Linked DNA regions of Homo sapiens: region 1 is linked to region 2. Evidence: chromatin loops called from intact Hi-C (ENCODE). Cell type or tissue: mammary epithelial cell. All regions are shown on one strand. Each heading gives the region's core, and the rest is flanking DNA. Links, peaks and the distances in the headings are about the cores only. Region 1 overlaps FURIN (furin, paired basic amino acid cleaving enzyme). Region 2 holds the start of LINC01585 (long intergenic non-protein coding RNA 1585).

What was found. Hi-C counts contacts between places; a loop is a spot of excess contacts. Peaks named below come from ENCODE experiments on the same cell type or tissue, not always from the same donor. Only the 100,000 strongest peaks of a DNase experiment are listed, where the experiment ranks them.
Region 1: a loop joins it to region 2, with 3 times the contacts of the local background. A loop is called at or near these places in 17 of 110 quality-filtered maps.

Annotation. Positions count from the first base shown.
Region 1 is chr15:90,871,550-90,874,448 of GRCh38, reverse strand. The region is part of intron 1 of FURIN (furin, paired basic amino acid cleaving enzyme); the gene reads right to left. Among named protein-coding and RNA genes, the nearest start is that of FURIN, 4.4 kb to the right of the region's middle. RefSeq lists enhancers at 1,630-1,679, 1,940-2,129 and a silencer at 2,230-2,869. In mammary epithelial cell, for the core only: no CTCF peak of the experiment used is centred there; a DNase peak (open chromatin) is centred at 1,388; H3K4me3 peaks cover 1,330 bases; H3K27ac peaks cover 2,160 bases.
Region 2 is chr15:90,659,261-90,662,159 of GRCh38, reverse strand. All of the region lies in intron 2 of CRTC3-AS1 (CRTC3 antisense RNA 1), which reads left to right. LINC01585 (long intergenic non-protein coding RNA 1585) reads right to left here and starts at 1,926. Exons shown (of 3, transcript NR_120371.1): 1 at 1,336-1,926; 2 at 677-767. RefSeq lists enhancers at 60-119, 780-829, 970-1,019, 1,242-1,770. In mammary epithelial cell, for the core only: no CTCF peak of the experiment used is centred there; DNase peaks (open chromatin) are centred at 709 and 1,439; H3K4me3 peaks cover 220 bases; H3K27ac peaks cover 648 bases.

The sequences.
Region 1 (2,899 bases), core at 265-2,764, 210 kb before region 2:
TTTACAGTTTCCTGGGGAACGCTGGGGCCGCCAAGCCCTGCCCTGCCTGGGCCTGGAGGCCCCCAGCTGCCCCCTTGCTTGCTCCACGCCCACCAGCCTTGCGTAATCCGAGCCCAGGCAGCCAGGGCAAACACTGGCTGCTGAGCCAGGAGCGCCAAGGTGAGACTGAATCAATAGTCCGAGTGTTGTTTTTCCTCCTTCAGCAAACAGACGGCGGGACCTCTCTCTGCCCGGGGCCACATAACTGTCCCCACATAGTGCCCCTGACTAGCCAGAAGCCAAGGCCCTGGAGGAAGGGGGGGAAGCTAGGGGAGGTCCCAGCAGTGCTGCTGGGGGTATCCCATATCAGTGCCAAGCTCCCTGAGCAGCAGCAGGGCCCTGGATGCCCTTAGCACTTCCATAGCCAAGGCCACTCTGCCGGATACCAAAAGGAAGGCACCCCAGCTCACGTAGGCCCTGGGGAGCTAGAGAGGCAGGCTCACCACAGAAAACTCCTTGCTTCTCCAGAAGCTGCCCTTAGACACAACCGGCCTCCCTGACTGCTGCAGTCCCACCCTGCAGGCTGGGGGTACTCCACACACAATTCCTGGAGTATTTTCAGTTTGGACCAAAATAACCTGACAGCTGATGGCAGGAGACATCTACAATACAGCTCCTGCACATCCCTGCGGGCAGACTCCACAGGACTTCCAGGGCAGGCCTCGGAACCACAGCCCCATGGTGCTTTGGGTGGTTGGTTCCAGAAAGCTGGCCTGATCAATGGCTGGGCAGCTAGGCGCCCCAGCCCTAGGGGATGGAAGGACCGCCCCCCCCACCCCAAGTCCCTCATTTAACAGAGGATGTGGGACCCTGGGAGCAGAGCCATATAGGAACGGGGCCTCATCTCTCTCCTCTCTCTTGCTGCCACAACAGCTGCCTCTTGGGTCCAGATGTCATGCAACCACCCCCCTGCCCCCACCACCACCAACCACCGTGCTGTGAGTCCTGCTGGAGCCCCCAAATCGAGGCTGGGTTCATCTGGGTCTAGCCCAGATTCCAGCACACTGTAGATGGAGCCGCAGCTGTTTGGCGTTAAAAGTGATTAACCAACTATTTAATTACCTTGCAGCACTCGGAAAGAAAGCAGGCGTCAGGCGCAACTGAACAGTCCCCCCAAAGAAAGAGGGCCAGCCTCCCTCTATCCAACAACCCCAGCCATGGTGAGGGGTGGGGATGGCTTCCAGAAAATGAGACCCCCACAGACGGCTCTGCCACAGCATGTGGGACAAGGGAGGATCCCCGAAAAGAGTAAGAACTGAAAACAATGAATGAATGGGTTTCTCCCCACCCCCATCCCAGACTCTGACTCACCCTCTAGTCCCAGTTTGTCTCAAACCTGGAGGCTTGCTGTATTTCTCATGGTCTTGTTTCACATGGGACTCTGTTCCAGGCTGTGGCCAGAGAGAGCTGTGGGTGCTCTTCCTGGCTGTGTTCTTGGGCAAAGCCCTTTTCTCCAGCACCAGAACCTCCTGACACAGAGAGCCACTCTGGGCCACTCAAATTGCGCCTCACCCCAGGACCGACTGCTGTTTCCCAGACACTGGGGGTCTGGCTCTGACACAGCCACAGAGCAGGCCACGGGAGGGCCACTCGGACACCCAATCAGTCTCTCCCTCTAGCAGAGACACCACGCGGGGTCCTGTTACCAGCCCTGGGAGGCTCCCGTGAATTTATCGCTCCCAGTCCCTGCCCACTATTTGCTGGATGATCTTAACAAGTCACTTCCTCTCCCTGGGCCTCAGTTTCCTTGGTGGTAAAAACTGCTGGACCAGCGGCTTTCAAACTTTTTAAAAAGCCACAGAATCCTTTTTAAAAATCAAATGCTCCGTAGAAGCCCAATATAGGAAATAGTAAAACGAGGGCTGCCCTGCTTGAGAAGAGGTCAGGCTTGGCTAATCTCCTATGCTGTGTCCACACCTGCTCAGCACCCGCCCTCACCAGGCCATATCACCCGGGTTCTCCTCGCACTTCCCAAGTCAGAATAGGAATCCCAACACTCTCCGGTGGATGAGGGTCTGCACCCCAGGGGCCAGGGGGTAGAGGATGATGGGAAAGCGGGTTCTGACCAGACAAGTGACTGCCGTCAGACCTGTCTGGCAAGCAGGCCGCCCCTTGGTCCAGCCACACAGCGGGGGCACAGGGGCCTCGGCCAGGCCGCGGCAGAAGGCAGCCCAGGGACCTACCTGCGCCGGCCGCCGGCGCCCGCGGATCCCGCACCCGAGTCCTGGCCGCACAGGTGTGCGGGCGGGGGCGAGGCCCAAGCGAAGGAGCCCCCGCCTCGCCCCCGGCCGCTCCTCCCCTCCCCGGGCGGAACGCAGGCCCTCCTCGGCCGCGGAGTGGGCGAGCCGGCGGCAGCCCCGGTGGCGGCGGGGAGGCTGGAGCACCCGGCGCCTGCGGAATTTTCTCCCCATCCCGCCCCCAGCAGGGGCCCCGCAGGCGCTTCCTGAGGTCAGAGGGCTCGCCCTGGCCCCACGCGGAAAAGTACCAGCCACGGCCGGGGGGCCGAGACGGGCCCGGCGCGCTCAGGTGGGCTGCGGAGCGCCCTGTCTGCTCCCGGCAGCTCCACCCTCGGGGCCGGCCCCGGGGCCAGTTCCGGAAAGCCGGCGGGCAGCCGGGCCCCGGGGGACCCGGGTCAGGGCTGCACCGGCGCCAGTGCCCCGACCCTCCCCGGCCCGAGCACCCGGGCCGCGGAGCCCGCTCCTGGGGCAGAGCTCCACGGCCCGGCCCGGCCGGCTCCCCTCGGGCCCGGCTCCCAGACGCGCTTGCCTTCCCCGGGCCCCGGGCCCCGCGCCCTCGCTACTTACCCTGGGGAGCCCTGGCGGGGAAACTTTTCCAGGCGACCGCCGCGGCGGCTCGGGCG
Region 2 (2,899 bases), core at 269-2,768:
AGATGCCCTAGGCAGGCAATGAATAAATATATGAGCAAGATGAAAAGAGAATGCCAGAAAGCCCTGAAGTTTTGGAGCAAAGCCATGAACTCTTTTCACAACTATTTCCTTTTTGAAAAACATCTCTCCACTTGCTGTTGGGTTCTGTTGTTTGTGAGTGCAAGGATGGAAGAAGGCAGATGACGATGTTAAGCAGCCAAAGGGGTGGACTGTTCAGGCCATGGAGTTAGTGTAGCAGGAGATTAACAATAATAACTAAGGCTGGGCGCAGTGGCTCACGCCTGTAATTCCAGCACTTTGGGAGGCTGAGACAGGCAGATCATCTGAGGTCAGGAGTTTGAGACCAGCCTGGCCAACATGGTGAAATCCTGTCTCTACTAAAAATGCAAAAATTAGCCAGGCACAGTGGTGGGTGCCTGTGATCCCAGTACTTGGGAGGCTGAGGCAGAAGAATTGCTTGAACCCAAGAGGCGGAGGTTGCAGTGAGCCAAGATTGCACCACTGCACTCCAGCCTGGGCGACAGAGTGAGACTCCATCTCAAAAATAATAATAATAACTGATAATAATATAGAACAATTCTAACAATATACTGTGATAAAACTGATGTGAATGTGGTTTCTCTCTCTCTCTCTCTCTCTCTGTCTCTCTCAAAATGCCTTATTGTACTGCACTCACCTATTTTTAGATGGTGGTTGACCGCAGGTAACTGAAACCACAGAAAGCAAAACTGCAATGTGGGGGGGCTGCTTGCATGCTCCTTTCAGACCTGTTTGTGAGAGAGTTTTAACTGGAGGGTATCTAAATAATCAGAGAGTGGGAAGAGAAAGGGGTACTCACTTTTTATAGTTTTGTATTGTTTGTGAATGTTTTCTATTTCATATGTTTTGTAATTAAAGCCAAAAAGGGTAATGACAAAAAGGAAAAAAAATGCTATGTGTCTGGCTTTTGGGAAGTTATTAGAGGGAGTGGAAATTCTACCACCTCCTATTGCTAAATCTCATTAAAGTGCCCTTGAAATCAACCCAAACCAACTCTCAGGCACGGCCAGAACAACGGAGGCAGAGCAGAGCTCAGGATCCTGAATCCACACCCCCCGGCCACTCCTGGTGGGAAGAGAAGAAGGGGGCTCGTTTCCTGTGGTTCCCACCCTACCTGGCTGGAGAGGCTGATGTGGGGCGAGGTGTGACCACCAGTGCATGTAGGAGGCGGAGAAGGCAGTTTCTCCCACTGGCCGGTGCCCTGGGCCCAGCCCAGGACGGGGAACTAGGACAAGAGCCCAGCCCTCCAGCATCAGGTCTGGCGTGGCTCTGGGAGGAAGGAGGAAGAAAACTCACCCATGTCACCCCAAGTCATGGGGCATTTCCAGTGAGCACATACAGACTTAGGAACCCGGGAGAAAGCCTGGAGGCTAGAAAAGCTGAGACCACAGTCAGCTGGGCTGCAGATCTTTGCTCCGCCTTCCTCCAGACAGCACAAGTGACTCAGCCCTCCCCAGGGTGCTGCTTCTCGCTCTGACACCACGATTTGGCCTCCTCTCACTCACAACTCTATCTCCTCTCTGTGTCATTCCTCCTACTCAGGGCCGATAGTCAAAATATCAAACCACTAATAAAGCATGGGCACCTGCCAGTCAGACTACACACCAGCTGGGAACAATGGCTAGAGGTAGCAAATTGCCCCAAAACTTAGTGGCATGAAACAACAAACATTTGTTACATAACACACTAATGGGTCAGGAGTTTGGGTGGTTCTGGCTCAGGGCCTCTCATGAAGTTGTCAGCATGTCAGAGTTGGAACCATTTGAAAGCTTGGCTGGGGCTGGAGGATCCTCTTTCAAGGTGTCTCATTCACAAGGCTGTCGGCAGAAAGCCGCAGTGCCTCCCCAGTGTGTGGGCCTCTCCATAGGGCTGCTTGAGTATCTTCACAACATGGTGGCTGGCTTCCCCAGAGGGAGACATTTGAGAGACCAAGGCAGAGTCACAATGTCTTTTATGACCTATCCTTGAAAGTTATATACCGTCACATTGCAGCATCCTATTGGGTCAGCCCTAGTCAATGTGAGAGGGGCTACACAAGAGTGTAAATACAAGGATGCAAGGATCACTGGAGGATGTTTTGGAGGCTGGCTACCCCAGGTACTATATTATGTCCTGTTTAAAACTCTCTAATGGCTTCCCACTAACCTCAGAATAAAATCCAAATGTCTTACCATGATCTGCAAGGCCTGGCATGAACTGACTCCTACCTACTTTCCAATCTCATTATGTTCCTCTTTATTCACCTGCACTAAACTCCAAACACATCAACCCTCCCTACATCCATCAACATCTGAAGCTCATCCTTTACATTTTCTGCTCCCCGTGTCTAGAAGTCTCCTCGCCCAGATCTTTCTATGGCTAGTTCCTTCTCATTGTTTGGGTCTCAGCCTAACGTCACCTCCTCAGAGAGGCTTCACTGACCCCTTATCAAGTGTAGCCCTCACCCCACCTGTCACTCTGTCTTACATCACCTTGTGCTGACCTCCTCCTAGCACTGATCTCTATCTGAAAGTAATTTATTTGATTATTGCTTTTCTCCCTTCGTGTACTGGTAGGAGTCCTTAATTACAAGCAACAGACTGCTCTTTAGCTGCTTTTAAGCTACAGAGGAACCTATTAAAGGATAGGAGGTGCCTCATAAAATCTTAGCGAAATCAGAGAACCAGGCTCAAAGGCCATTTACCTGCACTGGTTCTTTCTGCTGCTGCCTCTGGGATCTGCTGTCATCCTGACAGAAAGGACTCCAGTCATCTGCTTCTCAGTGTCACTTAGCCTCATGCAGGAGCAGCCAACGGGTGGTGTCTTAAGTTGTATGCTGTGCCCAATCTTCAAGAGAGATGGGGAAAGGTTCTGGCTTCCA